Linked DNA regions of Homo sapiens: region 1 is linked to region 2. A link is a contact called in ENCODE Hi-C or POLR2A ChIA-PET data. All regions are on one chromosome and are shown on one strand. Each heading gives the region's core, a stretch centred on a gene start or an enhancer-like site at or near the end of the contact. The rest is flanking DNA. Distances are from core to core; before and after follow the strand shown. Region 1 holds the start of XNDC1N (XRCC1 N-terminal domain containing 1, N-terminal like). Region 2 holds the start of STARD10 (StAR related lipid transfer domain containing 10).

Region 1 (4,838 bases), core at 622-3,121, 870 kb after region 2:
TTCCTCCCACCTTAATGATCCCAATCAGGTAATCCAACTCCTCCAACTCATCCCACTACCAGGCAACAGTCTTATTGCTTCCCAAGTCCACTTCTCCCTTTCTCTGAACCTCATCTTCAATCATCCCCAATCCTCCCCACTCTTCCCACACCCAACACACAGCAAGGGGCCTCTAAGATTCTGACCCCTCAGAGATCTCACTGGTTCTATCTCTGACAACCAATCCCCTTCCTCCTATTCCTGTGATGTCTTTGCCCATATGCTGGCATGTGCAAGATCACAAACACCACTAGCTATCAATGTCTCCATGGCTTCAGAATCTTTTCACCTCTGTCTCTGCTTCTCTGCCCTGTCCCTTCATTCCTTTCACACTCAACATCTCCTTCCTCCTAGTGATTCCTTCAAGGACCACTGGTATTTTAATACACCAGTCTTTAAATGCCTATTAGATAGGTAAAGGGAACATACAATCTCAAGGAGCTCACCTTCAAGGAACTCATAAATCCAGAAGAAGAGAGAGACACTTATTTATCGTTTAAAACTCAGCAACTCCGGGAAGCCTTCCCTATCCCAAGCTGAAATGTTGCACACTTCTCAGTGCCACCATTATATCTCTAATGCAATGACTAGTCTTCTTGTCTGTCTCCCACCACTAGACTGTGGGCTCTTCAACGGAGGGGCCCCTTGTCTCCCTAGCACCTGGCCCAGAACCCGGAGCAAAAGTCATAATGTTTATTAAGTGAATAAATGCATGAATTCCGGCATACAATCATTTATTCATCCACTTGTTCCTTCATTCGTTGGCCAAAACTTTACTGAGCATGCATTAGATACAAAGTCTTAGAATGGAACGATAAATAAAACAGTTCCAACTTTAAGATAACTCAAAGCTATACTACTAGTGGATTAGCACTCTTTCCCGGTCTGTGTCCCCAACCCCCACCCTAGGCTTAGACAGAGTCCTCTCCCACAGTAGAAGCCCAGCCTTCCCCTGAAGAAATTCACGTCCCTCCAACTCAAACTACCTCTTAGCCCTTCGGTCCTACCCTAAGACACCCAGCTAGTAATCACAAAATCTTAACACCCCCACCCCTCCGACCTCTCTCTCTGTCCTCCATCTTCACCCTTGAGGCTAATGCAAGTCTTCTACTCCCAAGGCCGCCTCGGAGTCCCCAAGTCAGGAGTGCCTCTGACTTCGCTCTCCACGCACCCGCCCCCTAGTCAGCTCCTTCCCTCTCAGGATCTTTCCCTTCTCTCCTAAGACCCCCACCTCCCGATACCTCACTGCCCCTCCCCTCAGTCTCAGGTTGAGTCTCTCCTCGTCTCTCAACTCCGCTTACCTCATCCAGCTCCCGTTCCCCAGCAGCACCACCTCCAACCTCCACCTCCACCACTGCCGCCATCTTCACGGCTCGCCCCCTCACCGCAGTCCCCGCGCGAGCCAGCTGCTTCCGCTGCTCAAGTGCTCCTAGCCAATCGGCGGCTCGGACTCCAGCAGAGGGGGCGGGGCATCAACACAGGCGGAGACTGTCAGGGATCAGGAGGTTATCTACTTGCTGCACGTTTCAGGGTCAAGGAGAGGGGAGTACCGTGCCCTTGCAAGCTTCAGCAAGGGAGCGTTCTTGGAAAATGAGAAATTTGAATCGCATTATTTTCAGTGCAACTATTTAACCAATTCTTCCCTTTGGAGAGCCAAATGGGAGCGTTCCAAAACGGGCAACTTTCGCGACGCTCCCTCAGTCTGGGCTCCAAGGAGCGAGACGTGGGGACTAGGAACTACGTTTCCCAAGCTGCACTGAGGCTGACCCGGAAGTTTAAATTCCGCTCCCTCCACGAAAGAGTTGTAGTGAGTGAAAATAAATATTAAAACACACGGAAATGTATTTTCCTGGCTGCAGCACCTGCCATCTTGCCTCGGTAGGACTCATTTTCAAAAACAGCAGCTTCTTGAAGCCCCAGAACGCATTCCTGTGCTACGGAAGACGGAAGAGTAGCTCTCGGGGTCAGAAGGCGAAGGTCAGAAGGCCGAATTGGCGGGAGAATAGGTTTGGTGGTCCGAGATCCGAGGCAACGGTGGCTCCTCGAGGTCCACGGTCCCGGGTGAGGGGCGTTGGGATTTGTTGATGGGGAGGGGAGTGGCCGAGAGGGAGGAGGGTGGCCATCAAGGAAATGAACTGAGCAGCCTGTTCCCGATGAGCTGTGAAAGCAGCGGTGCGGCTTGAGCTCCCGAAACTGAGAGCTGAAGAGCCTTGCGGGACCTCCAGGGCACCCACATTCCGCGTCTTACTTAGGCTGTCATGCCAGTTCACACACCTCGGCACACTTTTCTAACCCACATCCTGCGGCCCCAGCTTCTGCCTTACCCTCCTTTTTATACACCATTCACTGTCCCACCCCTACGTATACCTTCATAACTGATTTTTCAGCAGCCGGTGAACTCGATACCTTGCAAGCCTGTAGCCCCAGCTCACACGCCTCTGGGCGTCCGCCTGGATCTGTCTGGTGAATGGAACTAGGATGGCCTGTGAGCCCACAGAACGTCTAGAAAAGTCAGCTTTACATTGGGACCAACAGAAAATTACAGGGAATTATCTACATCATCCACAGGCATCCCATTTACTTAAAAATAATCATTTTTATTTTGTGACACTTAATACGGAGAATATTGTAAATACTGTACACCCATCACCCTAAATTGACTACTGGCATTATGATTTATTTGCTTATTTTTTAAAAGCTAGATAATACAATAAAAGTTAAACTTACCTGTTTTTTCTACTCTCAAGCCTATTACCCTCTCATCCTCTCCAGAAGCAACTATTATGAATTAGAATTAGCTTGTGTTCTCCCAGTCCATTTTTAATAATTATATGTAGCCATGACTATATAGTATTGTATTGTGTTTCATTTTGTTTTTTAATCTGAGTGCTTTTTTTTTTTCTTTGAAACGGTGTCTCGCTGTGTTACCAAGGCTGGAATGCACTGGTTCAATCTGGGCTCACTGCAGCCTCCGCCTACTGGGTTCAAACGATTCTCATGTCTCAGCCTCCCAAATAGCTGGGACTACGTACGCGCCACCACGCCTGGGGAAATTTCATATTTTTAGCAGAGATGGGGTCATGGCCATGGTCTCGAACTCCTGACCTTAAGTGATCCACCCGCCTCGGCCTCCCAAAGTGCTGGGATTACAGGTGTGAACCACTGTGCCCAGCCTGAGTGATACAGGGTCCGGCTCTGTCGCCCAGGCTGGAGTGCAGTGGCGTGATAACTGCTCACTGTAGTCTCATCTCCCAGGCTCAAGCAATTCTCCCACCTCAACCTTGTGAGTACCTGGGACTATAGGCATGTGCCACCACACCTGGCTAATTTTTAAAAATATTTTGTGGAGATGGGGTCCCACTATGTTGCTGGTCTTGAACTCCTGGGTTCAAGCAATCCTCCTGAGCCTCCGCCTCCCAAAGTGTTGAGATTACAGGCGTGAGCCACTGTACCCAGCCTTTTAGGTATAATTATTTGTCTTTTATTTTATTTTATTTTATTTTATTTTATTTTATTTCATTTTTTGAGACAGAATCTCACTTTGTCACCCAGGCTGGAGTACAGAGGGGTGATCTTGGCTCACTGCAACCTTTGCCTCCCGGGTTCAAGTGATTCTCCTGCCTCAGCCTCCTCAGTAGCTGGGATTACAGGCATGTGCCACCACACCCAGCTAATTTTTGTATTTTGAGTAGAGACAGGGTTTCACCATGTTGGCCAGGCTGGTCTCAAACTCCTGACCTCAAGTGATCCACCCACGTCAACCTCCCAAAATGCTGGGATTACAGGTGTGAGCCACCACGCCCAGCCTAGGTATAATTTTTTAGATACGTTGTGAGGTAGGGATCTACTTTTATTTTTCTTCACATTGTCAACCAATTTCCTGAACATCATTTATTACTTTATTGTTTCTGACAGAATCATGATGCTGCTCTGAAGTGTGGGAGATCATGAACATGACAAAAATCCACATCCTCAAAGAGCTTGCTACTTAGTGAGAAGGCATACAGGGTAAACGAGTAATTACCAAAAAATGGCAGCAACAGTTTTTGTAAGGGAAGGAGTTCTCAAAGAACTTAATCTTGTGAGAACTACAAGCAGTTTGATTGTCAGGATTGCCAAACCAAGAGTGTTTATTTATTTATGTATTTATTTATTTTTGAGACAGGGTTTCACTGTCTCCCAGGCTGGAGTGTGATGGTGCAATCTCAGCTCACTGCAACCTCTGCCTCCCAAGCTCAAGCAATCCTCCTGCCTCAGCCTCCTGAGTAGCTTGGACTCCAGGCACACGCCACCACATTTGGCTAATTTTTTTTTTTTTCAGAGATGGGATTTCGCCATGTTGCCCAGGCTGATCTTGAACTCCTGGGCTGAAGATATCCACCCTCCTCGGCCTCCCAATGTGCTGGGATTACAGGCCTGAGCCACCATGCCTGGCCCAAGTGTTCATTGATGATGAGAGATGGGCTTTTCGCATCAAATCACAAAAATATGCTGTGAGTTTCTTCAAAACAGAGACTATGTCTTTTTATTTATTTTTATTTTTTTTGAGACGGAGTCTTGCTCTGTTGCCCAGGCTAGAGTGCAGTGGCGTGATCTCGGCTCATTGCAAGCTCCGCCTCCCAGGTTCACGCCATTCTCCTGCCTCAGCCTCCCGAGTAGTTGGGACTACAGGCCCCCGCCACCACGTCCGGCTAATTTTTTGTACTCCTGACCTCGTGATCCGCCCACCTCAGCCTCCCAAAGTGCTGGGATTACAGGCGTGAGCCACCGCGCCTGGCTCAGAGACTATGTCTTATTTT
Region 2 (4,863 bases), core at 2,275-4,774:
CAGCCTCGAGTAGCTGGGACTATAGGCACGTGTCACCATGCCCAGCTAATTTTTGTATTTTTAGTAGAGACAGGGTTTCGCTATGTTGGCCAGGCTGGTCTCGAACTCCTGACCTCGAGTGACCTGCCCATCTCAGCCTCCCCAAAGTGCTGGGATTACAGGCATGAGCCACAGCACCCGGCCTCATTCTTATTCATATAATTTTTAAAAAATTGTTTTTTTTTTTGAGACAGAGTCTCACTCTGTTGCCCAGGCCAGAGTGCAGAGTGCAGTGGCACAATCTCGGCTCACTGCAACCTCCACCTCCCAGGCTCAAGCGATTCTCCTGCCTCAGCCTCCTAAGTAGCTGGGATTACAGGTGTGCACCACCATGCCTGACTAATTTTTGTATTTTTGGTAGAGACAAGTTTTCGCCATGTTGGCCAGGCTGGTCTCGAACTCCTGGCCTCGAGTGATCCCCATGCCTTGGCCTCTGAAAGTGTTGGGATTACAAGCGTGAGCCACTGCACCCGGCCTATTAATACAATTTTGTAAACCAAAAAGTACCTGAGACAGGTCTCTATCAGTTTAGAGATTTATTTTACCATGGTTGAGGACAAACCTGGGAAAGAGACAACAGCCACAGTAGAATCTGTGGCCCATACTTTTTTTCCAAAGAGGAGTTTGAGACCAGGTGGGGTGGTTCACGCCTGTAATCCCAGCACTTTGGGAGGCAAGGCAGGAGGATCCCTTGAACTCAAGAGTTTGAGACCAGCCTGGGCAACATGGCGTAACCCTGTCTCTACAAAAATCACAAAAAATTAGGCTGGGCGCGGTGGCTCACACCTGCAATTCCAGCACTTTGGGAGGCCAAGGCAGGGGGATCACCTGAGGTCAGGAGTTTGAGACCAGCCTGGCCACCATGGTGAAACCCCATCTCTACTAAAAATACAAAAATTAGGCCAGGCATGATGGCTCACGCCTGTAATCCCAGCACTTTGGGAGGCCGAGGTGGGTGGATCATGAGATCGGGAGTTCGTGACCAGCCTGACCAACAGCGTGAAACCTCGTCTCTAAAAAAATACAAAAAAAAAAATTGCTGGGCATGGTGGTGAGCACCTGTAATCCCAGCTACTCAGGAGGCTGAGGCGGGAGAATCTCTTGAACCCAGGAGGCAGAGGTTGCAGTGAGCCAAGATCACGACACTGCACTCCAGCCTGAGCGACAGAGCAAGACTCCTTCTCAAAAAAAAAAAAAAAATTAGCTGGGCGTGTTGGTGTGCGCCTGTAATCTCAGCTACTTGGGAGGCTGAAGTAGAAGAATCCCTTGAACCTGGCAGGCGGAGGTTGCAGTGAGCCAAGATCGTTGCAGTGAGCCACTGCACTCCAGCCAGGGTGACAGAATAAGACTCCATCTAAAAAAAAAAAAAAAAAAGGCAAAACATAATTAAAGTGAGAATTAAAAAAAAATTAGCCAGGTGTAGTGGTGTGTGCCTATAAACACAGCTACTCAGGAGGTTGAGGTGGGAGAATAGATTGAGCCCAGGAGGTCCAGGCTGCAGTGAACAATGGTCTTGCCTCCAGCCTGGGTGACAGAATGAGACCCTGTCTCAAAAAAACAAAAACAAGGCCGGGCACAGTGGCTCACACCTGTAATCCCAGCACTTTGGGAGGCCGAGGTGGGCGGATCACACGGTCAGGAGATCGAGACCATCCTGGCTAACACGGTGAAACCCCATCTCTACTAAAAAAATACAAAAAAAAAAATTAGCCCGGCGTGGTGGCGGGTGCCTGTAGACCCAGCTACTCAGGAGGCTGAGGCAGGAGAATGGCATGAACCCGGGAGGCGGAGCTGGCAGTGAGCCCCAGATCATGCCACTGCACTCCAGCCTAGATGACAGAGCAAGTCTCCGTCTCAAAAAAAAAAACAAAAAACAAAAAAAAAACCACAAACGAACAGCCCCTGCCCTCCCCCCAAAAAAGACAAACTGCATCTCACACACAGGTGACCCCTGTGAATACAGTCTCTGAGGAGTGATGGAAGAGGAAGCCCTGTGAGAGGTGCAGACTGCTACCCTCTAGAACACCAGGATGCCTAAATAGTAGAGGGCAGTTTCATTAGCGACATCAGTTTGCAAACTGAAAAGAGACACTCTCCTGTAGGTACCAAAGGTGCTCTCTCTTTGTATAGGGAAAAGGCAGGCTGGTTGTTTTTTGTTTTTGTTTTTTGAGACGGAGTCTCGCTCAGTCGCCCAGGCTGGAATGCAGTGGTGCGATCTCGGCTCACTGCAACCTCCACCTCCCAGGTTCATGCCATTCTCCTGCCTCAGCCTCCCGAGTAGCTGGGACTACAGGCGCCCGCCACCACACCCAGCTAATTTTTTTGTATTTTTAGTAGAGACGGGGTTTCACCATGTTAGCCAGGATGGTCTCAATCTTCTGACCTCGTGATCCGCCCGTCTTGGCCTCCCAAAGTGCTGGGATTACAGGCGTGAGCCACCACTCCCGGCCTAGGCTGGTTTATGACTCACAGGGTCTGTATTTCACAATAATCATACATATTCAGCAGGTTTTGGGGAAAAGCTATACATATTTATGAGGGGATGTGAGTGCATGCACAATGGGTAAACACCTGTAACATATGTTCCATGTTCACTTTGGGATGGGGTTTTTGCGTTAAAGTGAGGTGGAATTTGGTTCTTTGCATCATAAGGTGGACTATAGGACACAAACACAGTTTGCGTGCAGTCTCTATGAGCTTGCTGAAACTGGCCTGAGGTCTGCAGTTACTTATCAGGAAAGAATGTTTGTAAGGCCTGTCCTCTGTCGATCAGCGTTGTAGTGGTCTGAGTTGTAAATCTCAGTAAAGAAGAGTCTGACAATTTGCATGATAGCTCCTATTGCTAGGGGTTTAGTAAGAGTGTGGTTTTTCTGGCAGCAGTAGAAATTTAAGAAGTTGCCATGCCAGCTGACAGCTGAGCCCTGAGGTAGGCAACGTTTGTTTCCTTAACCTTAACCTTAAGGTCCATCGTAGTTGATAAAAAGGCATCTGGCCAGGCCTGATGGCTCACGCCTATAATCCCAGCACTTTGGGAGGGTGAGGCGGGAGGCCAGCAGTTCTGGGGCCACTGCACTCCAGCCTGACAGACAGAGACCCTGTCTCAAAAAATAAATAAATAAAAAAGATAAAGGGGCATTTGTCTTGATCGCTCAGATCACACAACTAATAAGTAGCATTCTTTCTAAAAGCCGCAACAATGCTACTCCTCTCTTATAAGAGCTACTGTGTAACTCCTGCCCAACTCAAACCCACAGGCCCAGGCTCAGAACACTTGGCTCCATTGCTTCACTGTTTCCCTGCTAGCACGAACCCCCCAAACTCCATCTCCCAACATGCCGCGGGCCCCCTTTCTGTCAGCCTGACTCTTGAGCTCCTGAGAAATGTAGTTTTTCCAGCGGCCCAGCCCCAGAAAGGTCCTAGCCAAGAACTACAGTTCCCATGTGGCAATGCGCGCGCCATTCCGGTGGAATTCACCGCGGTCTCCAGTTTGCCATGATGGATGCCAGAACCTGCACGTGGGGCTTGGTGACGCGATGACTGAGATGCTGGAGTCCCCGGTCAGAAGGACGATGCCGAGCGCGCCGTATTTTCTCCTGCCTCTCCTCAGATCGCCGCCGTTGTTGGGCTGTGGAGACGTCTCAACCAAAGTGGAGCCGACAGAGGCCCCGGGAGCCGTGGTGACAGAGCGGCCACAACCACTAGGGGGCGGGAGGCAGAGCGGCCCCTAGTCCGCCCCTAGTCCGGGACCTCTGGGCGGTCCCGGGCGGGAAGCGCACGCGCAAACGCGGGGCTTCGCGGCCGCTGTAAACACCAAAGAGCGCCTGCGCAAGCCGAGAGTCTCGGGATCGACACGTGGGGGCGCCTGAGCGAAGATAACCGTAATAAATAGTAACCTAACGGTCCAGTCATCGTTCTGTGGTCCTTTCTTTTATGATTCACAAGGAATGACCCTCTTCATCGCCTCTCCTAATTCAGTCCTCACAACAGTCCTTTTACAAATGGGACAACAGGTTAGAGGAAGTCAGGCAGATTTCCAGCATCATAGAGAGTAAAGGACCAGGGAAGGATCAGGATTCAAGGACTGCACCCAGGCTCTGCTTCCAGCTTGCTGTGTGACTTTGGGTAATTTTGTTCCCTTAGGGAACTGAGCTTTCTCATTTGTAAATGCAAACAGGCTGTTGGGAGGATCAAATGAGATCCAGGGGTGAAAACAGCTTAGTTTACTTTCAGGAATTTACCCACGCGGTATATAAAGGCAAAATATTATTATAGTCAGGTGATTGTAGATTGAGGAACCCATTTCCTCATTCTGCAAATTGCAAACCTGAGGGCCCAAAGAGGGACAGGGGCTTGCCCCAGGTCTCAGCAGGCTGTGAGCAAGAGCTAAAGCCTAATCCTCCTGCCTTTGGGCCTGGAGCCCTTCCTTGTACCCCAGGGGTCAGTGTCTTTGTTGGATACAGGCTTAGATTGACTGACTGTACCCTGAGAACCTAGGGGAGTCCCTGTTCCCAATTCTTCTCCTACCCCCACCTTGGCCTGATGGAGGAAGACCCTGCTGTGTTGAGATGAGCACCAGAGCCAAGAAGCTGAGGAGGATCTGGAGAATTCTGGAGGAAGAGGAGAGTGTTGCTGGAGCTGTACAGACCCTGCTTCTCAGGTCAGTGGCCCAAGTAAGGGAAAGAACCCAGGTGTGACAGATGAGGGGGCAGCACTAAGGGGACAGACTCTGAATGGAAAGGAGTGGGAAGGCAGTGGACACTGTTTCTGAGCTTGGGAGGAATTGGGTACTCAGGTAACTCCATCTGGGGGCAGTGGAGCTGGAGG

What was found. Hi-C counts contacts between places; a loop is a spot of excess contacts on that map. ChIA-PET counts read pairs that join two places held with the same protein, here RNA polymerase II (POLR2A). Pooled maps may share reads with other maps.
Region 1: a loop to region 2 is called in a pooled map, with 22 times the contacts of the local background. The contact joins the promoter of XNDC1N here to the promoter of STARD10 in region 2. A Hi-C loop is called at or near these places in 6 of 50 pooled maps. POLR2A ChIA-PET finds 5 or more read pairs at or near these places in 2 of 52 experiments (GM12878 and RWPE1).

The regions. Positions count from the first base shown.
Region 1 is chr11:71,925,627-71,930,464 of GRCh38, reverse strand. It overlaps XNDC1N (XRCC1 N-terminal domain containing 1, N-terminal like), which reads left to right and starts at 1,871. Exons shown (of 6, transcript NM_001375847.2): 1 at 1,871-2,100. RNF121 (ring finger protein 121) reads right to left here and starts at 1,419. Exons shown (of 9, transcript NM_018320.5): 1 at 1,341-1,419. The coding sequence starts at 1,403. It overlaps XNDC1N-ZNF705EP-ALG1L9P (XNDC1N-ZNF705EP-ALG1L9P readthrough), which reads left to right and starts at 1,871. Exons shown (of 11, transcript NR_172895.1): 1 at 1,871-2,100. RefSeq lists an enhancer at 1,729-2,038.
Region 2 is chr11:72,792,708-72,797,570 of GRCh38, reverse strand. STARD10 (StAR related lipid transfer domain containing 10) reads left to right here and starts at 3,524. Exons shown (of 7, transcript NM_006645.3): 1 at 3,524-4,696. RefSeq lists an enhancer at 3,199-3,768.